5 separate regions of the Mus musculus genome follow, and all the other regions are linked to region 5. Evidence: chromatin loops called from intact Hi-C (ENCODE). Cell type or tissue: left cerebral cortex. All regions are shown on one strand.

Evidence for each region. Peaks named below come from ENCODE experiments on the same cell type or tissue, not always from the same donor. Only the 100,000 strongest peaks of a DNase experiment are listed, where the experiment ranks them.
Region 1: a loop joins it to region 5, with 4 times the contacts of the local background. A loop is called at or near these places in 5 of 42 quality-filtered maps.
Region 2: a loop joins it to region 5, with 2.1 times the contacts of the local background. A loop is called at or near these places in 13 of 42 quality-filtered maps.
Region 3: a loop joins it to region 5, with 2.8 times the contacts of the local background. A loop is called at or near these places in 13 of 42 quality-filtered maps.
Region 4: it touches region 5 in a loop (6-fold over the local background); 12 of 42 quality-filtered maps call a loop at or near these places.

The regions. Positions count from the first base shown.
Region 1 is chr4:120,032,938-120,037,937 of GRCm38, forward strand. All of the region lies in intron 2 of Hivep3 (human immunodeficiency virus type I enhancer binding protein 3), which reads left to right. It overlaps Gm38632 (a long non-coding RNA gene), which reads right to left and starts at 456. Exons shown (of 5, transcript XR_003955100.1): 1 at 319-456. In left cerebral cortex, no CTCF peak of the experiment used is centred here; DNase peaks (open chromatin) are centred at 230, 1,089, 2,819 and 4,509; H3K4me3 peaks cover 3,149 bases; H3K27ac peaks cover 3,611 bases.
Region 2 is chr4:119,966,460-119,971,459 of GRCm38, forward strand. The region is part of intron 1 of Hivep3 (human immunodeficiency virus type I enhancer binding protein 3); the gene reads left to right. Among named protein-coding and RNA genes, the nearest start is that of Gm38632, 64 kb to the right of the region's middle. In left cerebral cortex, no CTCF peak of the experiment used is centred here; DNase peaks (open chromatin) are centred at 536, 1,794, 2,704, 2,806 and 2 more places; H3K27ac peaks cover 5,000 bases.
Region 3 is chr4:119,959,160-119,964,159 of GRCm38, forward strand. All of the region lies in intron 1 of Hivep3 (human immunodeficiency virus type I enhancer binding protein 3), which reads left to right. Among named protein-coding and RNA genes, the nearest start is that of Gm38632, 72 kb to the right of the region's middle. In left cerebral cortex, a CTCF peak has its summit at 3,090 (motif pointing right); DNase peaks (open chromatin) are centred at 397, 1,475, 3,089 and 3,955; H3K27ac peaks cover 332 bases.
Region 4 is chr4:119,812,692-119,817,691 of GRCm38, forward strand. Hivep3 (human immunodeficiency virus type I enhancer binding protein 3) reads left to right here and starts at 1,987. Exons shown (of 9, transcript NM_010657.3): 1 at 1,987-2,099. In left cerebral cortex, a CTCF peak has its summit at 1,633; DNase peaks (open chromatin) are centred at 258, 651, 1,772, 2,098 and 6 more places; H3K4me3 peaks cover 2,761 bases; H3K27ac peaks cover 4,272 bases.
Region 5 is chr4:120,102,382-120,107,381 of GRCm38, forward strand. Hivep3 (human immunodeficiency virus type I enhancer binding protein 3) reads left to right here. Exons shown (of 9, transcript NM_010657.3): 5 at 1,331-1,473. Among named protein-coding and RNA genes, the nearest start is that of Gm36215, 30 kb to the left of the region's middle. In left cerebral cortex, a CTCF peak has its summit at 2,461 (motif pointing left); a DNase peak (open chromatin) is centred at 2,450.

The sequences.
Region 1 (5,000 bases), 69 kb before region 5:
CCGAAGCGCAGAGCCCAGCCGGCCGCAGGTAAGCACGGAGCACGGAACACCCCGCAGCAACGAGGCTACGGCGGGTGGGCGCGGCGGTCCTAGCTTCCCGGATCCCTTGGGTGCGAGCAGCCCGGGCTCTGCGCCGGTGCACGCGCTCTGCGCTCGCGTTTTCCCAACGCTACTTCAGTCATCATCCTAGGGTGACGAGCGTTCCCGCGCCCGCACACCGCCGCGATGCGCAGCCCCATTCGCCCTTGGGTGCGCAGACTCCAGGGTCCTGTGCGGATTCTCGTCCCTTCTCAGGGACGCACCGCGGGGTCTACATACCTCTGGGAACTGCTCAATGGGTTTGGTTGTTCTGGCCACGTTTCCCCGGGAGGCCTCGTCAGTTTCAGACTGTCAGAGCACACAGCCTTTGCTCATTGCGCGCTCACTGTTAAGAGAGTGAAAGTAGCCCTGATCTGGTTCTTCCTTATCCCTGGCAGAATGGCACCTGGCTCAGAGGGGGTAGGGGGTGGTACATAGGGGTCCATACCTCTCAGTGGTAGGTAGTGTGTTGACATTGACAAGGAGATGTTGGGCCTCACAGACTAGTGTTCCCAGAGTCCTGCTCCATGGGTATTTCTAAGAGCACCAACCCTAGCCGCTTGGCATGTGCAGGGTGCTTGGGCTTGGGACAGGACTGATGGTGGCTGCAGAACAGGTGCGGTGGCATCAGCCTTGAGTTCTTAATAGGGGTTTCACATAGTGACCATTGCTCACCTATAAGAATATAGTGAATTTGTGTATTGTTTGGTGGAGACCACAGAGACCAGCCCACAGCAGTGGCTCACCCAGATCAGAGTGGTCCAAACTTCATTCATCTATGCTCTTGTCGTCTAGAAAATGGGGATGAGTGTCCTCCAGGGAGAACTGAGGGCCTGTGAGTTAAATTGTTTTGTAACTGTGAAGTTGTGTGTGTGTGTACTGGTTCCAGTAGTTTGAGTGGTTACTGGGCAGGCACTTGCCATGGCTCTGCTCTGTGACCTAGAACACCATTTCTGCCCTATCATCTGCACAGAAGCAGGCATTAACAAGTGTCCTTTGTGCTGGCTTGCAGATTTCCCAGTGTGTTCCATGGAACGTTCGTTCTGAAGGCTGTGCCACGAGTAAAGGTTTCCTCGTTTAAGTCTGGAAGTTTCCACAAGATCTTTATTACCCATCTGGCCAATCAGTCCAGATTAGCAAATTAAAGGCTCTGAAAAGTCCTGCAGGACAAGAACCTGTTTAACTTTGTCAAATCCATCATTCCTCTTGTTGGCTGTAGCCCTTTTCAAATTATATAGGCTTGCTTCTCCTAGAGCTGATGCAGTGCCGCAAACAAACTGACAGCTGATTTCTAATTGCCCTCTTGGGTGGAGGATGGCCAGGAGCTCAGAGCCACAAGTGGCCTGAGATCGCCCAGTAGTGACCAAATCCACTGAGTAGTTCCTAGAGACAGTTAAACTACCGTCAAAACACTGAGAACGGGGACCAGAACCCAGCGTCCCACCCAGTGCTCGCCCATAACTGAACTGCATGCAGATGTGAGGCGATTCCCTGCTGGGACCAACCTTGCTGCTTTATGCAGGCACCTATAGAAGTGCACTGAGAAACACATCGGTTTACATGATTGGTTATTGGATGAACTATTGATCAGCTACCTACTATGCACTATTTGTTTCTGGGACTCCATGAAGCGGGGATAACTGAACTTCATGACAATCAGTCTTTTCCTCAGACATGCCTGTATACTGCTTCACACTCAACAGCCATCTCTATACATAGACCCACTGTAGAAGTAGATCCCTCCACCCCCACCCCTTCTGTCTTTCACATAACATGTGTGCGCACTCGTGTACACACACACACACACACATGATCCTGTCCACTCATCCACACAAGCTCACACTCTCTCCTACACACTCTACTCCATATACTTGTTCACACTCACACAACTGCTTCTACACACACACACACACACACACACACACACATCCTGTTGTGCCCCAGTCTGTGGCCAAGAGTCACTCATCAGAAAACTCCCTTGTCCCCATGTCCCCAGAGTTAGCAGTTGCTCCTCAGGATGCATCCTGAGTGAGTGAGAATCCCTCTTGGGGCTAAGCCAAGGCCAGGGGTTCTCAGTGTCTCCCACTTTCTTTCACTTCCTGCCCTTTTTGCTCATATTGTCTCACTGTTATTTGGTCACATGGAAAGGGGTGTCCCAGCTCTGGGGAGTGCTGTCCTGTTTGTTTTAATTAACTGTCAAAACAAAAAAGGACCCCACCACGAGGCAGAGAGGGCACAGAGGAGAGGAAGAGCATGAGTGTCCCTGGTGGCAAAGATGGCTTTGACCTAGACTGGCATCTTAGGGGATGTACTAAGTGTTTGCCCGGGCTTGGTGAGTCCCAGGCAGCCATCTAGGGATTGTAACTGTGGAAACTCCACTCCCTTTGTTTCTGGAGCCAGCTCTCTGGTGGGAAGAAAGATGATGAGCATCAGAGGGCACGATGCAGCCACCTGCCTCTGATGCCTGCAGAGAGAGACAGGCAGCCCAGGGTCAGGGCACATTGGGAACAGAAGGAAGAAAGCGCAGAAGTGAGACTTGGGGCTTCAGGAATTCTCAGACTTGACCCTGGTCCTGGGCCCTGAGCAATGAACATGGGGGCAAAGTGTCGAGTGTCAGGAAAAGACTACCAGGCAGAGGACCCAAAGGTAAAGGCCCCACCGCAAGAGGACACAGCTAACCGCTGCTCATGGATTTCCAGCCAGCATCCTCTGGGGGAGCCTGCTGCTCCATCGAAGGCCTAATTACCATCTTGGCTCTGTCACAGAGGCCAAACTGTAAGCATCTTGTGCTTGGAGCCCAGACTGGCTCTGCTCTCTCAGAGGACTAACCTTTCTATCTGACCCACCCCGCCCTTGTCATGCCAAGAGGGTGGCATTCCTGGGGTGCCTCTCTGCCACCCCACTGCAGAGTCCTGTGGTCTGTGTGCAGGCGATTAGAGGCGGTTCAGGTGGTCCATCTGGATGAATGGTGGATTGGTTGTGCTGCTTCCATTATTAATAACCATGATGTCATGCATCTGTGCGGCTCTTGATCGGCTGCAGAGCACTCTCTCCTATTATCCCCTGTGCTCTGTGGGCTGATCTGCCAAGGGGGTGGGGGGCTTGGGAGGAGATCTTAGACATTGTCATACACTGTTGCTGTCGCAGGCTCACCCCGGCCACCTCATGGGCCTGTGCCTCTGTTTCCTCAGCTGCGAGGCCATTTCTGGAGAACCGACTTCCTGAGGCCCTTGGTGAGGTGAAGTGGGGAATCAGCACATGTCAAGGGCCTGGCACAGAGTAGGCGCTTTAGCAACTGCTGGTCCTCATCATCTAAGCAGGGAAGTCAGAATTAAGCAGGATTGTGACTTTCCTGCGTATTTCTATGAGCCCAGCCTGCCTATTTTAGGACTGTCAGTAACATTCTAAAATATATTTACTATGTGTGCATGTCCGTGAGAAAATTGGGGTATAATTTGCAGGAGTCAGTTCTTTCCTTCCACCATGTATGTCCTGGGGATCAAACTCAGGTCCTGGGGCTTGGCAAATTTGTGCACTGAGCCATCCCACCAGCACACAGTAGTAGCCTTTTAAATGTGCCCTGTTGAGGTAATTTACCTACAGTTGCACGGCAAGTTCAGAACAGAGACAAGGTTCAAACCTAGGATAGTGGCCCCAAAGTTCTTTTAAAATCAATGAGAACGATGACCATCATAGTGATTAATGAAATGAGCCCCACCCCCAGGCCTTTGTGGAGATCAGCATTGCTCTTGCTTTATTAAGACTCTGTACGTTGGAAGGTCTTTGGAGTTCTGTGAAGCCATGAGAAGATTTCATAGGAAGCATTAGGAATCTTTCAGAGGAAGGTGTGGATGTGAAAAACGGTCTGAGTAATCATTTAACTAGAGAGACTGGCTGTCACCTGAGGGCACTACAGTGTCCTAAATTCTGTCCCCTCTGTCTGGTTTGGAGACCCTGGCAATGTATCTGGCAACATGGAGCTGGCCCTGGTGCTGCATGGTCAACCAAAGCAGAGCCTCCCAGAGCTCCCGTGCCTAGGAGACCAGATGCATTTTCTACCTGCTTCCCACCTGCTTCCTGTCTCTACTCAGCCCTAGCTGTGGCTTCAACACACTTGCCCCAGCCCCACAGCAGCCACACGACAGCATGCAAGCTGTGAACTTGCCCAGATGCAAGGATGCACCTCCTGCATCCTCACCAGGGACCGTGACCACATGCTATTCTCTCTCTTGGCCCTCAGCTTCTGGTCCTTCAAAAGGGAGTGCTCCCCCTGAGCTGCAGGGCGGGGCGTCCTCACTGCTACACCAAATACATAAGAGAAGCAACCTGAAGGGGGGAGGGGTTTATTTGAGTTCATGATTACAGCGATTACAGCGGGGATGGCAGGAGCTCGCTCACATCAGATCAGGAAGCAGAGAGAAATGACTGCTGGAGTTCAGCTCAAGTTCCCATTCTCCTTTTCTTTCAGGCTGGGACTCAGCCCAAGGGAGTACCACCCACATTCAGGGTGGGTCTCCCTTCCTCAATCAGTCCTCTCTGGAAACACCTACACACCCAGAGGTGTGTCTTCCAGGTGATTCCAAAGCCAGTCATGTTGCCAAGGGAGTTCAACCACAGCCGTCAGACAGATTCTGGAGAAACCCTCCTGCCCCCCATCAGATATGTTACCAAGCACCGGAACAGCAAAGCAGGTGGTCCCGCCATTGTTGTGGGGATTTAATAAGTGGTACTCATAGAACTAAAACCTCTGTGTTCAGCTACTTCACAAGGGCTTGCTCTAAATGGCAGCCTTGGAAGAGGGGTACATTTCATGACAGAATCCCAGTGTTTGGGTGAGAGATTCATCAGCTCTTCTGTCTTTCTTACCCCCCTCCTCATGTGGCTCTGCCTCTGGTCTATGCTGAGGACCAAAGTGGGTCAGA
Region 2 (5,000 bases), 140 kb before region 5:
GCTGCTGTTCTCTTCCTCTGTAAAGTGAATGTGAACCCCATCTGCTTGACAGAGCTGTCTGTAACCACACAGTATAGCATTGGGAAGCTGAGGCTGAAACACATTTGGTAATACAGTGTGGGTTGGTACAGTGGCTTGAGGTGGAGGGAGGACCCGGGGAAGCCCAGCTTTCTTTCCAGGAAGGGAAAGTTCGTGGGGCAACCCTATTCCTCCAACTTGGCTGTATTTGCTTTCTGAGTCCAGAGTATACCCAGCGCTCAGTGGGCAGTCTCTAGGACAATGCAAGGTGTTACCTCACCATTGCCTATGAGTGACTGCTGAGAGAGGGCCTCCCTCTTTGAGCACACTAAGCCTGTGGCTGTCCCAGAATGGGGAAAGTCACAAACATTTGACCTCATAGCGCCTGCCTAAGTACCCTGGGCACTTCTCCCCGCAGGCTTCCCGGAGTTCCCCATTTAAGGAGTCGCTCCTTACATGCTCATGACCTCCAACTCTCTAGGGCTGTTGCAATCTGATCCGGGCTGCCCGGAAACCCCCCTGGGCTGCTGAGGCCACGCAGGGCCAGTTGTTGCAGGCTTCTTGGGCATTGCCACATTTAGGAGCATCGATTCAGGATCTATTTTCAGACGTTTTCTGTTTCCTTTACAAGAAGCAGCAGGAGGCCAAGGGAATTCAGCCTTCGAGTGGCTGTGAAATTATTCCAAATACAACATCATCTCGTGGACTGTGTATCGGGGCTCAGGTGTCATTGCACCATAGTCTGCTACAGAAGGTGGAAAGATACTGTAATCCACCCTCTTGGGAGTGGGAGAGCTCACAGTGGGGATTTTCTAGTGGTTGGCTTTTTTACTTCATTTTTAGGACAGTGATGGCACACGTGAACTGTCTGTGGTATGGCTGCCCACCCAACAGCCTTCCCTCTACTTTCCCTGAATCATTGACCCATTTTACTGATAAAGAAACTGAGGCACTGGGAGGAGAATTCACCTGAAGCAGAGCAGAAAGTGGCCAAGAAGCAGCAGGGACCCAGGGCCACCTGAACTGGGATCAGCCTGACAATTGGGTGTGTCTGTTCTGACAAGGAATCTAAGATGTGAGATAACTGGTTTGGGGACCTTTGACAAGTCACCTGGCACCTCCTTGGACTCTAGCTTCAGTCTCTGTTTTCAGGTTGGGCTGGCTCAGAACTTCTTAAACTTTTACACAGAGAAAAAGAAATAAATTTCTTTGGGCTTCTGTTTTTCCTTAAACACTCTCAGGCATAACAGAATACACAGGTACTATGGGATACAGTCCTATAATCATTAACATAATAACAATGTGTCAGGGCTTATTTTATGCACGTGGAGGCCAGAGAGCAACCTTTGGTGTCATCCCTCAGGATCCAGCCACCTTAGCTTTTGCAACAGGATCTCACTGAGGCCTGGAGATTGCTAATTAGACTAGGCTGGCTGGCCAGCGCACCCCAGGATCTGCCTGTTTCTGTCTCCCCAGCATATGCTCATCTTTTTTAAAATGGGGGTTCTAGGGATCAAACCATGCTTGCTGTGCAAGCATTTTGCCCACTGAGCTACTTCCCCAGCCCCATATATGATGGTTTGTTTTAAATGTTATTTTTTTTTCTCTCTCTCTTACATCTTCAAGTAGAGTCAATGTTCTGAGCAGATGTCCTTGAACTTCCTGGAGTGGTGCCCAGGACCCCCACGAGGACTAGAAACCCGAGAGTCAATGATTCCTGAGGACAGATCCAGCAAAACTCCCATCATGTCTGTGCAGTCTGAAGTCTTGGCCAGAGTCCAGGAAGCCCAGGCAGCAGCAGCCTGGCTCTGTCTCCAAAACCACGGAAAGCCTTCCCTGCTCCCACAGTCCCCTGCAGAGGAGGAACCTAGTCTCCTCACTGCACCCTGCCCAGGGGCAAAGGCTGGGCAAGCCAGCTGCAATCAGACTCGCTTTCCTCTGGCTGCCCAGGTCATGCCAGAGTAGAGAAGACTTGCCCTCCCAGGAGGGCAGAATTTGAACCCCAGAATTAGCAGATGTGGCCTTGATCGAGTCACATGACTGGCCAGGGCCACCCTCTGTGGAAGCCCCTTCTTCATAGAGTTCCAGGGACATGGCAGAGAGCAGAGAGTAACAGATTGGAGTCTAGGGATCTAGCATGTTAAAGATGTATACTCTATTTTAGGACTACAGAGCATCAGCAATTTCCCCCATTTTAAAAAGCCCCTTTTCTGAAGCTATCTACCCTCCCAATCTTTCCATAAGCCCGAAAAATTTCTCATGATAAGCAAGGCCACAGGGAAATGTATTGATGATCTTTATTAAGTTGTAGTTGTTATACTGGGTTTCTGGGCTGCATTCCACACTCCATCTTCTGTTTAATTAGCCATGTGACCTTGGCATGTCTTCATCTGTTAGGGTGGAGGATGTTAAGGGGGCAAATGAGCTGCTGTGAACAACTTCTGTGATGTTCCAAGATCAGTGGGACCTGGGGCCCAGAGACACAATGGGCCCTTTAGCCTAGGACTCTGGGCCCAAAGAGAAGGGTGTGTCTTGGGCCCTTTGGTAACACACAGGTGCATCTAACTCAGAGTCATAGCTGGAACAGGTCTCAGTTGAGATATGAAAGGAGGTGGGAGGGGCTTAGGGAAGGTACTGCAACAGAGGAGATGGCAGGAGATCAAGCTACGACTTGCTCAGTGCCCATGATCTCTCAGACCACCTGATGTCACCTTGTACACCTTGTATTCCACCTGGCAAAGGGGAAATCAGGCCAAGCCACGCAGCTCATGAATAGGGCCTTCCCAGTATAGGCTGATAAGATTCTAAAAGTCTATGCCACTTAAGTGGGCACCTTCACTGCTGAGCCAGGGATAAGAGCCTCAGTTCTTCCCAGCAGAGTTCATGGCTAGTATCCAAGGAAACAATGAGGTTGGACATCAGGTCTGAGAGGAGAGAGTAGCCAAGGTCAAAGGGCCTCAGCCAATCTGTGAGCCTTTGTCTATGGAGAAAGGCAGCACTTTGTCTCGGGGCTGCTCAAGAGCGCAGCATGCTCAGTCTTCTTCGACCATTGACTCAGGGGGGAAACCTGCACAGTCCTGGTCTTCACACTGCCTCTGCCTGTAGTGGACATCTGCTATAGACTGAAGCTAGAACATAACCTGGAGCTCGGCCCTCGGGCTACAGATGCATCTCAGGATACCTGTGCAGGTGACAAAAGGTCACCTGGCCAGGTGTGACCTGGTTTCTGGTTGTACACAGAGCTAGGTGAGCTGCCAAATTCTCTCCCTCTTCCTAAATCCAGGAAGCCTTGTCATCCTCGAGCTCATCTTCTCGGCTCACCACCACCACCTCCTCCCCCAGGCAGGGCCAGCTGAGCAGCACAGCCTGTCCAGGGTAGGTCTAGCCTCCCTTCTCATGGGACATCATTCACCTGCCACAGGTTTTCTCAGAGCGGAGCTCTGGGTACCACTGCAGCTCAGCTGTGTTACACAGGTCAGCCGCTATGGAGGCTCAGAGCCTGAGCTCTAGAATTGGAGTTTAGCACTCCTGAATGGCCCATGGAGGGTCTAGGTGACACTCACGTGCTCCCAGATGCTGTACTTGCTGCCTAGTGGCTCACAGAGAGGGGTCTCCTTAGAGACAGTGTCTCCTAGCACAGCAGCCTACAAATCATTTCTTCGAGCTGTCACTGTGACAGTGAGGCTAAGTTGGTTCTGATTCAGTGTTGTCTTGTCCCCCTCTCCCTGCTCTCCTCTCCTCCTCTCCTGCTTGCTTTCTTCTCCCTCCAGCCTCCACTTACTGGAAGCAAAATCTCCCAGCGCATGAATGGCAGGGAGGGAGGGAGGCTCCAAGACAAAGAGCCGACTTTGTCTGGCGGTGAATTTAGATAGCATGTGGGTGGCTGTGGAGCAGCACAGACTTCCTTCATCTGCCTGTCACCCAGCTCCCTTCGCGTTGGCGGAGAAGGAGAGATGGGCTTCATTCTCCAGCAACGCCTGAGTCCCAATTTACAAGACTGAAGAGAGCCACACAGCGTTCCAGCCCCATGAGAGAGGAGGGAAGCATGATGGGAGGTAGAGGAAGGGCAGGATCGGGGCCTGGTTGCTTCTACCCGAGTGAGCTCCAAGATGGGGCTGGCATGGGTAGCCAAGACTTGGCTTCAGACACCCCCACAAAGCTGCACACCAGTGGGGTCCAGCTTCCCCATAGATGGTGACTCCTTCCTTGTAACTCTGTCAAATAGATTAAATCAAACAAGGTATGTGGTCTTCGTGCCTGTCATCATCCCAGTGACTGCCATTACCTCTGTCATCCTCATCGCCATCACACACACACTGACTTAGGTTACTGTGTGTCACACATGCCCCAAGGGCTCATGATGGTAGGATTCCCTGAGCAGTGGGTGCTGCCTAGGAATTATCAGTGGCTAGCTTCCAGGTTCTGCTTTGCCAGTAACGTGAGGCACAACATGACTCTCTGAGCCTCAGTTCTTTTTTTTAAAATTAATTTCATTTCTATTTCTTTTATTGTGGGGACACGTGCCGCAGTGCATGTGTGGAAATCAAAGAGAAGTTGTATGAATCTGTTCTCTCTCCGTATGGGTCCAAGGATCCAGCTTAGGATTTTAAGCTCACTGATAAATGCCTCTACCCACTGAGCAATCTTACCTGCCCTGGGTCTCAGGTTTTTTTATCAGTTAAAGGAGGCTTAAACGATTCCACTTTCCGCAAGGGGTTCTTGACGATGTAGTTGTGTTGGAGACCCCAGAATGCTTGAAGGAAATCATCCTGCAAATGACTGACTGCAGCATGGTTGATTGCGGAGCTCAGCCGATGCTCAGCTGATCTCACAGAAGCACAAGCAATCTAGCCTCCAGTTTTGTGCGGGTTTGTTTTATTTTGTTTTGAGACAGGGTTGTAAATACCTCAGGCTGGCCTAGAACTCTCCATCCTCTTGTCTTGGCCTCTCAGAGCGCTGGGATAACAGGTGTGTGCCTAGAT
Region 3 (5,000 bases), 140 kb before region 5:
GAGACAGCATCCTACCTGCCCACCTGTCACCCGAGCGTGACATTAACTGCAGAAACTGCATGTGAATGACCAGCCATGGCATGCTCCTGCTGGATTTCCCAACAGTCACAAGGATGTCATGTCCTTGTCCCAGAAGGCAGTGTAACCTCTGGATGCCCTTTAATCAGGGAACTCTCAACCTCCAAGAGGAAGAAAGAGAAGTTCTTTCTGGTTCCTTCCAGTAAGCAGGTACACCTGAAGGAGCAGGTGGGCCCCATGTGATGTCAGCCTCCGCTCAAAGCCAGGCTCTTCCCCTCCCCACTCACCACATCCTCCTGGGGTTTTCAGCATCCAACTCAGGGGGGAGGCACAGGCAGAAGTTAAATATAGCCAGGCTCCTACTCAGGGCAAATGCGTGGGCTGAGCCTGGGTTGAGGGGGCGTGCGCGCGTGCTAAATTTAGCAGGCTGACTTCCTCTCCTCGCCCCTGTGTGCACTTATGCAAAAAATGTTTGTCACTCACCCTCTGGGGAAGATGGCAAGGGTTGAAGATGAGTACCTGGAGAAGTAGCCTAAGAGTCGGTCATGGTCCCTGCCCCGACTCAGTCACAATCCATTACACTCTTTATCCTCGTGGCCTTTCTCAGTTGTTGCTGTCATTTTACAAATGAAGACCCTATACCCTGGAGAGGCTAAGGGCTCTTCCCCCTGCCCCAGCATCTGCACAGACACAGAGGACCTCAGTTCCACACTTTCTTAAGCACTCCATCTACAGAGAAGTTTGTGGGGGTTCTGGACAGTTTACTGGCATTAGAGAAATGGCAAGAGAGGCTGGGACTGGGACTCCGTTAGTAGGGTGCTGGCTTGGATGCATGATGGACTGGGCTCCATTCCCAGCCAGCACTGTATAAACTGCATGTGGTTGTATAACCTGTAACCCCAGCCCTCAAGAAGTAGAAGCAGGACTTGATCAAAGTTCAAGCCCATCCCCAGCTACACAGCAAGCCTAAGTTCAACCTGAAATACAAGGCACCTTGCTTTCAGAGTGGGAAAAGCTGTCTTAAAGCTTACTTAATGCACTGTGTGTGTGTGTGTGTGTGTGTGTGTGTAGTATATGTATGTGCTGTGCAAGTATGCATGTTCCCATGTATGGTGGTGCACGCTTGTGTGAGTGCTTGTGCACATGTGTACGAAGGACTGAGTTTGATGGTAGATGTCACTTCTCACTTTGTTTATTGAGGCAGACTCTCTTGCCGATCTGTCTAATCTAGGGGGCATCTTATCCTATGAATCCTCTTTCCTTTCTCCCTAGTGCTAGAATCGCAGGCTGCTCCTGTCCGGCTTTTACATGGGTTCTGGTTTCTCAGGATTACATGACCAACACTGCATTTACTAAGCCACCCAGGCACATACCCTGTACCTCACCACCAGCTTAGGGCTGCCCAGGCTGAGCGCACATGCGTGCACGCACACACAGTGCCTTAAATAAGCTTTAAGACAGCTTTTCCCATTCTGAAAGCAAGGTGTCCTGTATTTCTGGCTGTTCTAGCTCTGCCCCACTTCAGCCCTGCCCATCACACAGCCCTGTGCTGCCCTCAGGCTTTGAGTGGGCTCAGTCATTGAGATTCTGAGCAAGGCTCCTTCTCCTCTTCATTATCCAACTTCCATTTATTGATTGGTGGCTTCCACATGTGTAGCCTGACGCTGGCAGCTAAGACGGAAAACAGCTGCTAACGTGTCTAAGCATTTGCCAGGTGTCTGGCAAGGCCATTCAGGTCTGTTCATTTATTTAATCATCACAAATGATTACAGGGTATACTTGTGTGGTTTACAGAAGAGGTGGCAGGCTGGAGGGTTTGGGTTAGACAGTGGGGTCTGGACACTTGTGGAGTGGCAGAGTCAGTCTTCTTCCTAAGAGTCCCCTCTTCACCTGACAGTTGCTGCCTTGGCAGACCAAAGTCAGAGCAGCTCGACCCTGGCCGTGCCTCAGACCTTGCAAATAGTGCTGTGTTTTGTACTCATTTGGGTCCCGGGCAAAAGCCTCTCTTGTTCAAGGAACACTTCTAATGGGATCTGCGAGGGTCACCACTCTCTCAGTGTCCTCTGTAAGCTCTGTAGAGCACAGGCTGAGAGCCACTCCCTCCCCATGTCTAACTTCTTGGTTTTGAAGATGAGGGAACAGGGCCTGGACATGTGATGAACTGTTCAAGGTCACATGGCTAACAAAGTCAGATTTAGTTAGAGCTGCATGGGGTCCTGGGAGCTTTCTTCTGATGGGCGTGGCAAGGATGCCATTCCAAAGAGTACTTGACCTGGTTCTGTGCTGCTACTCCATAGTGGGTCCAAAGCAGCTGTTCTCTAGTTCTCAACCTGTGGGTCGTGACCCGTTTAGGGATCAAATGTAACTTCCTCAGGGTCACCTAAGACCATCTGCATATCAGATATCTACATTATGTATGATTCATAAAGAGTAGCAAAATCACAGTTATGAAGTAGCAACAAAGGTGAGTTTGTAGTTGGGGTCACCACAACATGAGGAACTATGTGAAAGGGCCAAAGCATTAGGAAGGCTGTGAACCACTGCTCTAAATAGTTTTGGGATCAAAGAAGTTCTCATGGGATGATACTGGCAGATAACCAGTTAAAGACCCTCTCCCCAGGAGTCTAATCTCCTCTCCTCTCTTCTCCCCTTTTGTCTTTCCCCCTCCTTTGCTTTCCCTCTCCCCCCTCCTACAGACAGACAGACACATACACACACACACATACACACACACACCACCTTGTTTCCATGTCCAGGTTAACAGATCTCTGCTCAGGGGTCCTTCTGTATCCCCCAGGCACAGAAACAGGCACTCAACTAGGGGCCTGAAAAATGGCTGTGGATGCCAGAGAGGTCACCTAGTCAAACACTTCCAAGAAACCTGGAAGCTGGAAGTAGCGGCTCTCTTGAGCGTTCATTTGTGGGAAGGACACTATGCTCTGAGCTCAGCACAGTACTGAACAGCTTGGGGCCCTTCCAGGTACATTGGGACCCTGAAAATTCACAGAGCTTAGATGGGTCCAGGGCAAATGATGAAATCCAGCTGCTGAGAAGCTCAGTGGACCCAGTTGGTGGCAGCAGAGGGCATATAACATTCAGGTCAACGGTTCTGGCTCAGGAGAGCATGCAGTGGGGTTCTAGTCTACTAATGGAACAGGCTAGTGGTGTGGGCTGTCTGAGCCTTGATCCCCCACTGCACAGAGGTGACTGGGTGGGATGCACTCTGCAGAGGTAAAATGGAGAACGCTAACTGAAGCTCTGAGAATTGCGCCTGGCAGGAAACAAATGCTCAGTGAATGTCCACTGCCCTGTTGTTGCCGGGATGACAGCAATGGTGATGCTGATGGTGATAATGGTGAGGAGGGTAAGAAGGATCATAAAGGTTATATTTATAGAACCACACCCCCATTGCTTCCTGCAGGTGGGTGGACCACAGTTTCCCATTGCACAGTTGAAGGAAGTGGGTCCCAGAAAGAGCATAGATGTTGGGGTTCTTCGTGGCCAGGGACTAAGTGATGGGCCTTTGGTGTGTAACTTTTTCCATGCCCTTGGGCCTTTGGTCACCATTCTGCCCCTGGATTCCTTAGCATCCTTCCCGGAAGCTGAGGACCCCTTGGCCAAGGTTTTGAGATCTTCGCATTCATTTAACCTTTTCAAGGCCCTGCTCTCACCTCCTCAGTGTATGGTTGTGCCCAGCCCCTGACTGGTCACTGGTGGTGTCATGATGTCAGCTGCATGCCGGTGTAAGCAGTTTCTCTGCTCACTCCTCAGATGAGCAAGCCCCAGAACACCAGGCTTTAACAGGTTCTTCCTGACTGATTCACCCACACAGCAGAGTTGGCAGAAAAATAAAAACAAAACAGGAAAAGAGCTGAATGTGAAATAGAGGTTCCTATCAGACATGTTAGCCCCAGAGTATAGCTTCCAAGGTGTGGCAGACATTCAGCACTGTGGGAGAATTTTCCATAGCGTTGTAATCTTCCTGTCTGACTGGAACCTCTAGTCATGGTTGTCATCTCAAAGACTTGAACTAGTCTGGTCTCAGAGTCAGTAGTCAGTGGGTCGGTATGAACCTGCTGACCCTCAGAGGCCAGCTCCTTGTCCTTCTCTGGGGACAACAGCCTGACTCACACAACCTTTCTCCCTCCCAACCAGTAAGTGGGGGCTGGGAGGTTTGATTTCCTTCTCTGATCCAGGCATGGGGCACTTGGCCCTGGGTGGGATCAGCAGATATCTGCCAGGTTGTATTTTTTCCTCTTTCCTGCATCCTGATAGATAGTGAAACTGAGGTGGGGAGATGTTTAGCAACTTGTTCAAGGTCACACAAGGTCAAATGGACTTGGAGCCCAAAGCTAGCTTCAGAGACTGCCTTTCTCCATGCTGTTCTCTGCAGAAGCAGGAGGTTCTAGGGAGCCAAAGGGAATAAAATCAGGATAGTACAGCAAAGGGGGCCAGCCTGGTTGGGGGTCAGGGGGAGACATTTCCTACTTGTAAAGCATTGAGCCCACCCACAGGGCAAAAAGAAAGAGTACAGGTGTTGCAGATGATATGCCACGCAGCACATATCATCCCTGTGGGATGGGGAGCATACATCAAATGATATGCAATCTAGGGAAAACCTATGCCTTGTAGGGAACCCCTGGCTCAACTTGGAATCACTGTTAACACAGAACTCACTTCCAGGAGACAGGCACGTGGACGGGAAGAGAGGCAGTGTTGGATGGTCAGACATGGGTTGGGGGCAGCTCTCTTTATCTCTACGTTCAGCCAGTGTAGGAAGAGTCACTAGCCACTGTGCTATGTGTCTGAGTCAATGGTGGGGTATATGGAGGCTTAGAAGTTTCTCATGGCCTGTGTGTAGTGGCTATTAAATGTTGAGTAGATGGGTGGATGGACAGATTAGTAGATGGATGAGTGAATGGATGGATGGATGGTTGAATAATGATTGGAAGGAGGAAGGAAAGATGGAAGGATGGACAGAT
Region 4 (5,000 bases), 290 kb before region 5:
ACCAGGGATAGAGACATCTTTCATTTTTTCACAACATGCGGCTCCTCTTCCTTTAACACCACAGTGGCAGACACTCCTGCCTCCTTTGCACCCCCCCCCTCCCCAGGTCTGGGTAGAAGAGAGGCTTTGAGAAGAGTGACAGGCTCCCTGTGGTAGGTCTGTGCCTTGTCACCAAGCCTCCTAAGCTCAGGTCTGTGGTAGCCACAGGAGAGCTAGCTCCATGCTGTGTGGCTGGTGACATTTCCGGCTGCCAGTGCCCAACCAATCAGTGACAGACTCAGCTAGCCAGGACGATGACACATGAAATATGATAATTTTCTCTAAAGAGTCTGGGAGGGGAGGGGGCTGGTTTTGGCTGGGAGGGTGAGGCAAACAGGGCTAGGTAAGAGAGAGCCAGGCATGGGTTTCAGTGGTCTGCCTGGCAGGACCAGAAGAGGAAATGAGAGCTGGGGCTAGAGCTGGAGGGACCTGTCCTAGAGTGGCCCTAGGCACAGAGTGATGGAGGAGCCTGCTGATGGTCAGGAGCAGGAGGCAGGTAGCATGCCCGGGATGATCCTCTGGGGCTCTTGGCTTGAAATAAGGCTCTTCCTTTCAAGTAAGAGTAAAGTTACTTTTTGTTTTTTCTCAGTGGTACCTCTTTAAAAGCTAAAACAAAACTGGATTAGATGCCATCTGGGTGGCTGAAGTAGTTGGCATGCACAGTTTAGGCTGGGGGTGGTTTATCTCCCTGCACTGTTGTTCAACCTTCATGCTCAACTTTGTTCCAACCTCCCCCCCCCAGACCCCGCCCCCCCCAAAAAAGTTAAAAACAGAACAATGACAGCAATGAAACCTTGCTAACAAAAATGTAAAGAGGAGCCAGATCAGAATAGTCAAATACCAAAGCCCAGGTGGCAGTTTCAATTTCCGATGTAAGTAGAAGAAAACCTGTCCTAGAACGGGAACTGGGGCTGAATCTCAAGGTGGATCAGAAATGGTGCCAGAACCATCCTGTGGGCTGGGAACACCTTTCAGTTCCCTGAGACTTGGGCAGGGCAGGGCAGGGCAGGGCAGGGCAGGGCAGGGCAGGGCGGGGCAGGGCAGGGCGGGGCGGGGCGGGGCGGGGCGGGGCGGGGCGGGGCAGGGCAGGGCAGGGAGGCATGCTCTGGGATTAAGCTGGAGGTGGAGGGTGAGCTTCAGTAGACACTTCACTGCCTTCAGCAGTGACACTCTGGCCCTTCAGGAGCAATAAGGGACCCCAGAGGGGTGACCCCTGTTTTGAAAAGTCTGCCGAGAGTCTGACCTATTAAACATGAATGTTTAGAAGTGTTCATGTGCAGTGCTATTCATCATTGGGAAGCCCATCATGCAACAAACATGTGCTTCGCATATATCCTGTATTTGCATATGTTTCTCCCACCATGTAATGTATTATCCATGTGTGCAGATATATGGATGTCAATGAACATTGTTACTGCCTGCTATTTGCCCTGTGTGGCAATAGGCCTGGTGCTGCCTGCCTTCTTTCAGTATTCCCAGCCATGCTATTCAAGTGATAATTGGTGTACTGTATCTTTAAAAGGTTAAAACCCCTTAAAAAAAAAAAAAAAAAAGGTCTGGACTCCTAGTGGAAAAGACAAGCGGGGCATGGGTTGGCTCTGGATTCAGAAAGCAGCTGCTGATTAGATTCTGTGTCTGCGGGCTGAATTTATTCCGTGTTTCCAGCAGGAATTCAAGAGGGATGCTTCTGTTTGGGTTTCTGATCGTGATTTATATTTATTCAGAGGAATAACAGAGGGTGGATCTGTTCCCGGCGCGAGCATGCTCACCACCAGCCGACTCTCCCATTATCCCCCTGCCTAGTTTGGTGCTCCAGTGTACATGAGTATTCCGTGTGCATATGTGTGTATACAAACACGCATGCACGCCTGGATGGACAGACATACGCACAGGTTATTTCTTAAGAGCAATTCCTTCAATAAGGTCTTTACCCCTTACTTGAAACAGGTGTTTATGAAAAAAAATGCACAATATCCCGACTGACCGGAATAATTGAAGAAGGGTGCTGGATCCGTGGGTCAGAGAACACACAGGACCAGCTTGCTACCCCAAGGCTGAAGGTAGGGGACTCTGGGTTTTTATTCCGCGGATGGATTCCTTGCGCTTTATTTTTCCCTGATTGTGTTTTCTCCCGCGGCCGCCACCGGGAAGTGCCACAGTGCTGGGATTCCATTTTGTCGCTGCCTTTCTCACGCCAGGTGTCTGGGTGGCGGGGCTGGCAGGGTGGCCACAGTGTGCGCGGTGGTCTGCGCGCTCGGCCTGGCTGGGGGAGCGCGAACCTCAAGTGACCCCCGCGCGTCAATCACTCGCAGCCGTGGCTGGGCTGTAACCCTGTGCGCGCCGCGCGCCCCCCGCGATAGCTCGGCTGCGTTGCGCTGCAGACCTGGCTCCTGGGCCAGGCTGCTGCTCTAGGAAGGGTCAGGCCCCAGAGATGTCTATTAAGTGCTTGGTAGAAGGATCATTTTGGTCTGATGCTGGGTGCCAGGACCGAAGGGAGAGATTTTTCTCCCTGCTCGCAATCCTGCCACCCCCTGAAAACGATTCCACGGGGGTGGGTGGGGGGTGAGGGGAGAATCACACCTTGTCAGTCCTCTCCCCAAAGCACACTACACCACACCAAACTGAAGTGGGAGTGGGGGTTGGGGGAATGTCTTGCCCTGTCACTAATAAAGCAGGTGCCCCTTCCTAGATGTCCCACATTTCACCATATTTTAAAATGGGAACACTGCTGGTGACAAACGGCCCCTGGGGAGGTGATGGGCAACCAGACTGGTGGCTGGGACAGAAGTAGTGGAGTAGAGGAACTCAGAGATCTGTATGGACTTCCTTGAAGCTGGCTGGTTTGGTTTATACTGCTTGTCAGGGTCAGGACCCTTTCTGTGGCTTGACCTGCCCTTGAACTTTGGGGACAATGTTTGCACAAGAGCCTGCTGGCTTAGAGGAGTGGTACTGTGGTCCTCTTTGTGCTTTGCATCTCAAAAGTTCTGGCAGCCTTTGGTTTTGCAAGGCGGTAGCCAGGTGCCCCGGAGATATCAGGCATGTTTTGATTTTTTTTTTTTTAACCCAGGCTTGCCTTCTGTTGTTGGGGTGGGGGTGGGGAGTGGAGGGATGGGAGAATGAGAACAAGGCATTTGTTGAACTAACCTCTACAGAAGTGTTCTCCAACCCATGTTTATGTAATTATGTAATCCCAACTAATGATCAGACCCAGTGCCCAAATACTAGCATCAGCCCTCTGCACTCAAGTTGGGTGCTTTTGTTGTTTATAATGTCTTTATGTAATTATGTGTGGGATGACAGCAGGAAGCATGTGGGGACAAGGAAGAATCATTTGAACAATTTGAGGGTCAAGAACACAGGCAAAGAGCAGGATTCTTGCTTGAGGACAGAGGTCTCAGAATTGGGTTGGTGTTGATCTCAAACTTTCCCACTGATTTCTGCCCAGGTGATGCTTGTCTGAACTTTGTGTTGTAATCTCACCCCTCTCTGTTCATGGAGAAGGATATAGCCACCTCTGCGGGGCCCTCAGGTTCCTAACTCAAGAGGATAAAGGACACTGGGTCTAGGGTAGCCACTTAGGTGCCTCCAGAGGAAGGGCCAAAGAAAAGTCTGTCCTGCTCGCTGTGGAGAGTTTTTCTCTGGGGTGGAGCGAGCCCCATGTTGGTGGATCTGCTTGAGTGCAGCCTTGGGAGCTGGATGCCCTTTCCATCCTTGCATTGCAATATTGGAGGTTTTACAAGGTAGGAGGATAGCTGTCCTGTGAGGAGCTCTGCAGGCAGGAGAGTTTAGTTCTCCCTTCCACCCAACTCTGTAAAGTACCCACAGTCCACAGAGCTCTTAATATAGAGACCGAGATCATGTTCCTTATCTGTTCCTCCTGGGGCTGGTGGGCAGGTTTGTTAAACTGGTGACTACATCTGACCTCCTAAGGCTAAAATTATTTTCTGGTCCTCAAGACTCTGGTACAGCAGTTGGCTGGTGGGGGCGGGGGTGATGGGAGCGTTGTTGCTTTAAAGGCTAACTGCTACTGTGCGCTCTGTAGATCAAGATGTACTCAATTGGCACTATTGTCAAGCTGTCTCCGCCCATTGTATTACAGCAGTGGCCACCCTCCTCAGAGTGCAGAAGTGTAAGCTGCTCTTGGACCCCTGCCAAATGAGCCAGGGAGGCATTTAGTGTGTGAAAGGTTCAGGCAAGAGGAGATACATTTAGTCTGAAGTCCTGGCAGATTCCAAGATTCAACTTGATGGAAGATAACATTAAGAAAGCTGTGTGACAACTAGATAGCTTTCAACTTGTCTTTCTTCCTGCTCAGCAAGTTCCTTGGTGTCTTTCAGGGTTTTATTTATTTATTTATTTATTTACTTATTCCCCTAGGCCCTGACAGACCGGTTTCCAGTCTACTACCCAGGGCACATTTTACCACTCCCTAACTGTACCAGGACAGGCAGGGCAGGGAACCTGGCTCCCTGAGCAAGCAGCTCTGCTCTTCGTCTGTAGCACTGGTGGAAGGACTAGAACTTTGAGAAGAGGATGAGATAGATCAGAAAGTACCCTGAGCTCTGCAGCTGGGAGGCATTGTAGGTGCCACCCAGTCTGGACTGCACAGCCGTGAGGTGTAAAGCAGAGAGACAGCCATCACCAGGCTGTGGGTGTGAACTTCACCCTGATTCTATTGTTGGTGCGAATTTCAGACCCTCTTTCAGGACTCAGCATTTAATTTAAAATTCTAAGCGCCTTGCTAAATGCACTTAGAAAATCTGGAGAAATCATTAAAGCTGGGCAAAAGGGTTAGGGAAGTTTTTTTAACCAAACATCAGTAATAATAAATATAATAAAGCTAGAAACAAGAGAAACTGAAAAATTATGTCTAAAGGCTATAAGAATCCAAAATGTGGACTTTTAAAATTAGTAGAAGCATATAAGCAACTTAATAAAATGTTATATATTTTGATGCATCT
Region 5 (5,000 bases):
GCCCCCACCCCACTCAATTTAGGCACTGTTTCCTGGAATTGTGTTGCCACCCAATCCTACCTCCTCTGGCCTCCCCAGAATGGCATCATATAGCAATGGAGACTCTGTGTGCCTGCCTGTGTTGGACCCCTTGGCAACTCTGTGGATTGCAGGCCATGGTGGAAATGTGGAGTGTGCCCTAGAAATCTAACTGCTTGGCTTCCACCAGCACAGCTGTCTAGACCTGAACTTAGTTTCCATTTCCCCTCCCATTGGGAAGGGACCTCAGTGACCTCTATGGGGTCACTGAGTCACAGAAATCAGTTTCTGAATGGATCTTTAGGATGATCTAAGCCAGGTCTGAAGAGGTGGCTCTTTAGTCAAGAGTGGTTACTCTTCTTACAGAGTTTAGATCCCCAGCACCCACGTGAAGTGGCTCACAATCACCTGTGAGTCCAGCTCCAGGGGATCTGATGTCCTGTTCTTTTCTGTGCACATGTGTACATACACACACACACACACACACACACACACACACACACACACACACACCACAATTAAAAATAAAAAAAAAAATTTAATGGCCTAAGGCTTTCTTAGTTTCAAACCCCAGAAGGTGTAGTAGTCTATCTAAGGGTATCCCAGCCTCCAGTGATCTATTTGGCATTGGAACTCACTTTTCCTGGTTCCCAAGGTGCCCCTTATCTCAGCTCTATGGGTGCGAGCATCCTATGTAAAGATGTACATCACCCCCCACCCCCGCCTCAGATTTAGAGAATATATTCTCAGGACCCTGGAAAACACTGGAAATTCACAATCAGGGTTCACCCTTCCCACAGATCCAGTTCTCACTGCAGCCCACTGTTCTACAGAGAGTGGATACCCCAGTGGCCTTTGGTGTTGGCTCAGGAGGGCTAGTGCAGGAAGCAGGAGACCTGTGCATTGCTGGAGCCACGCCCTTTACCTAGTAGATTGCTTTGGCTTTCCAATCTGACCATGAGAACACCACGGTTATACATGTATACAGAGCCAAGGCTTCGCCTATTTCTTCAGCATTATTTGTCTTTTTTGATCCCTATTTTAAGTACTGGAGTGACCAAGGTGAATGAGACATATCCCCAAAGACCCCATAGCATAGAACACAAAGACCTACCTGTGCGTCTCAGGGGAAAATGATCTTGAGAGGGGTTCAAAACACAGCTTAGAGGAGACTTTGACTCTTGTGGCCAGTCCTTGAGTCTGTAGAGGGTGTTGAGTGAAAAACAGAGGCCGTGTGGGTGCACATGCCTTTGCCCCTGACCCAGTATGCAAGGCTAACCAATCTTGGTTCTGTCTTTCCCACGGAGTTCAGGTGCACCTCCCGTCGCTGGTTTCCCCAGAGAGCCAGAAAGACCCAGCTAGAGTGGAAAAGGAAGAAAAGCAAGGGAAGGCGGAGGAAGGTACTCCCACTTCCAAGAGAGGCGAGCCGGCGAGGGTCAAGATCTTCGAAGGAGGGTAAGTTTCATGCTTTTATTTGCAGTCTGCTTCCTGTGTGGAGACCTTCTACCACCTGCGCGCAGAAGTGGCCAGTGACTCCTGGCTGTGGGCTGCCCAAAGGTACCTATAGTCCTCACAGGCCCTCCCTATACTTTGGGACTCCAAGGCCATCTGTTTTGCAAATGCTACCAGGAATCCTTGGTGATGATCTGAAGGAGCCAAGGTCTTTCTCCAGCCCTGTGTCCACAGATCTTGTCCAGGTTCTCACCCAGCATTGAAGTGATGTAGAGTCCTCAGCTCCACATCAGTCTACACTATTGTTTCCTTTAGAGTTTATTGCCTCTGTCCTGCCAGGCCACCCTGGTCACATCTCACTTCCCGTGGTGCTGAAGAGTGATTGAATGCCCTCTACACTGTCTCTGCCTTGCCCACTGGCAGGTCCACTCTAGGACACACCCCATGTACCCCAGGCTCTAGAGGGGCACCTGGATTCAGATGTACTTTGTGGAAGGTCTTTGTGCACTTTTTGTTCTGTGTGGCCACGTGTTTGTGAGCAGGTCCCATGGTGTCTGTCTTGGGGTCCTATGTCTGTGTCCCTGTTGTGATCAGGGTGGTACCGATTCTCTACAGTTCTGATGAAAGCAATCTCCATAAGCCTCTGATAACATGGGACATCAGTGGGGACTCTTGCTCTCCAGCATCTGTAAGTGACTACCTCATGGGAACACACAGTGACAACTGTGGGAGTCTCTGGAAAGTTGGCATTTTGGAGTGGCTAGAAGGGCTCGTGGGGACAGGCAGTGGTTTTGACAGGTACAGGGTCAGAGGACGGTGAATGTCCCTGAAGCACATCCACAATTTAAAAAAAAAAAAAAAAAAAAAAAAAAGACCTCTTTGACAAAAACAGGACCATAGGTTCTGCTTCAGAGCCTGACCCTCTTTCCACTTGGGTACAGTGGCTTCCCATGCCTACATTTGGCTAGAGCGCCCTCATGTGGCTATGTGCCCTCATGCCACTTGGTTCCAAGCTCCAGGCTTGGCAGCTTTGCCCCTTCATCCTCCTCCTGGGTGAAGGGGATAGCAACAGGCTTGTACCAACGCCCTAAGCCCCATAAGGCCAAGGAAGGATATGGTTCCCACAGACCTATCACATGGACACCGACCAGCCCCTCTCCTGTGCCCAGATCTTTGTCCCCATCTGAAGCACCTCACTCTGCTCTTGGCTGTGGGGAGTGTCATCCTTGTGCTTCTAGCTGGTCACATGGTATCGATAATCAGGTTCTTTCCATCCTCAGCTCAGCTGCCCCTCACCCTGACTCTAAGATCTACTGTGCTTCCTACCCTCGCTTCTGGTAAACCTCTTCTTTCATGGGCTCGGTGCTACCCACTAGGAATATTTGCTGATATGAAAAGGGGGAGCATTTTGTGTTGATACCTATCTGAGGACACCTCCACAGCGTCTCATGAATGGGACCAGGACTCACCAAGTGCTTGTCTCATCTGTCACCAAGGGTGCACCTATTCCAGGATCCTGAACACATGCTTAAGGCCAGTCTACACTAACCGTTTCTTCTTAGCCTCATTGCCTTCTTCTTTCTCTCTCTTTAACACTTACAATATCTTGTTTCACAGCAGTACATACTGGTAAAGGGTCTGTAATGAGGCCTGCTCAGAGTCCAGCAAGAGCCCAGAGAGGGAGGCAGAACTGTCTGCTGTAGAGAGAATATCTTGTGTAATGTATGGATGCATCACCTGTCAATGAAAAAGCCCAAGACTTAGGCAGGAAATAGAAGGTCGGATATCTGGGAGGCGGGAGAGATTCTGGGATAGAGACAGGTGTGGGAGATCGGCCTGGGAAGATATGAGGAGACAGACATGGTACCTGAGCACAGTAACCAGCTGCATGATAGAATGTAGGGTAAAATAAATGAACAGGTATCTTAGGATATGAATTCTAGTCAGAGTAGAGCCTAGCTATGTGGCCAAGGTATTTGTAAATATATTTTGAGTCTGAGTCTTATTTTGGGAGCATGGGGCTGGGAGGAAGGATTGGTACGTAACTTCTATAGTTTGCCAGCTGCTAATGCACCCTCCTTGGCCCTGGAGTCTCGTCCACTGACTACAGAGTTGTGTACTCTAAGACCGTGGGAGTAAGGATGGACAATCCCAGTCATCTCTGATCCTGAGAGAACTTAAAACATTCAGTCAGTCGCGCTGGTGGGACTCTGGTCTGCTTCGTATGCATCTGCTAGTGGGTAATTTCTCCATGGCATCTGTGCAGGTACAAACAGGGCCTGTTCACATGTTAATCTAATAAGCCAAGTATAGAAAGATGGGTGTTTTGTGTGTCTAGCTTCCTCAAGTCTTTGGATCACCAGCCACATTCCTTGACTCTCAGTCTAGCAGTTGACCAATTAGTCAATCCATCATGGAGGATAGACTTAATCTGTGCCTTGTAGGAGCTTTAGGCTAGACGTTATAGTGACCTAGTTAGTATCAAACTGTTATTCAGTACTTAAGCTGCTTGTGGACCAAAGCAAGGTAGCAATACAAAACCCTGTTCTGAGGTAGGGACCATCGGGGCCGAGATACCCACAGCACCCACAGGGGGCTTCCCAGAGCTGTAGGACCAGGCTGGGTGGTGTGGACAGGGTGGGGTGACAGACAGCTGGAGGGCCAGTCTGGGTGAGGTGGACAGGGTGGTTTGACAGCTGGTATATAAAGTAGGCTGGTCAGAGCTCTCCAGGTGACCACTGAGACTCTTGGATTCTTGCCAAGGTTGCCTGTCTTGCTGACATCATCCTACTCTTTGGCTTCAGACTTCTCATTACTCTTGCTGCAATGTCTGGGATCAGAGCTGGGCCCTCACTCTGAGCTCCAGACCTTTTCTCGGACACCTATGGCATCTTTGCCTAGGACACTTACAAACTCGGTACAGCTAAGCAAGGCCCGCACTTCCCAATCATAGTCTTAGTTACTTTTCTACTGCTGTGAAGAGACAGTGACTAAGGCAATTTATAAAAGAAAGCATTTAATTGGAGATTTGTTTACAGTTTCGGAGCGTGAGTCCATGACTATCATGGCAGGGAGCATGGCAGCAGGCAGGCAGGCATGGTGCTGGAGCAGTAGCCGAGAGCTCACATCTTATTTAGAGGCAGTAGGCAGAGAGAGAGAGAGAGAGAGAGAGAGAGAGAACATTATGTCTGCAGTGAGCTCCCCAATGACAAACCTTCAAAAAGGCCACACCTCTTAATTCTTCCTAAACGCCCCCCCCCCCGCCACTAGGAACCAAGCATTCAAAGATGGGGTCATTCTCATTCAAACCACCACACATGGTATCTCCTCCAACCTTTGAACTTCCGATGATGAAGCCTTCACACTCTAACCTCAACATCACCTCAGATGCCTTCTTCTGGATTCCATACGGTCCCTAGATTCTGGTGTCTGTATGTGAAGTAGTCAAGGGCTCAGAATGGCTTCTCTCTCCCTTTATCCCCTGCATCCTACCCTCCAGTGTTAGGGCCACTGGGCATCTTTCCACATGG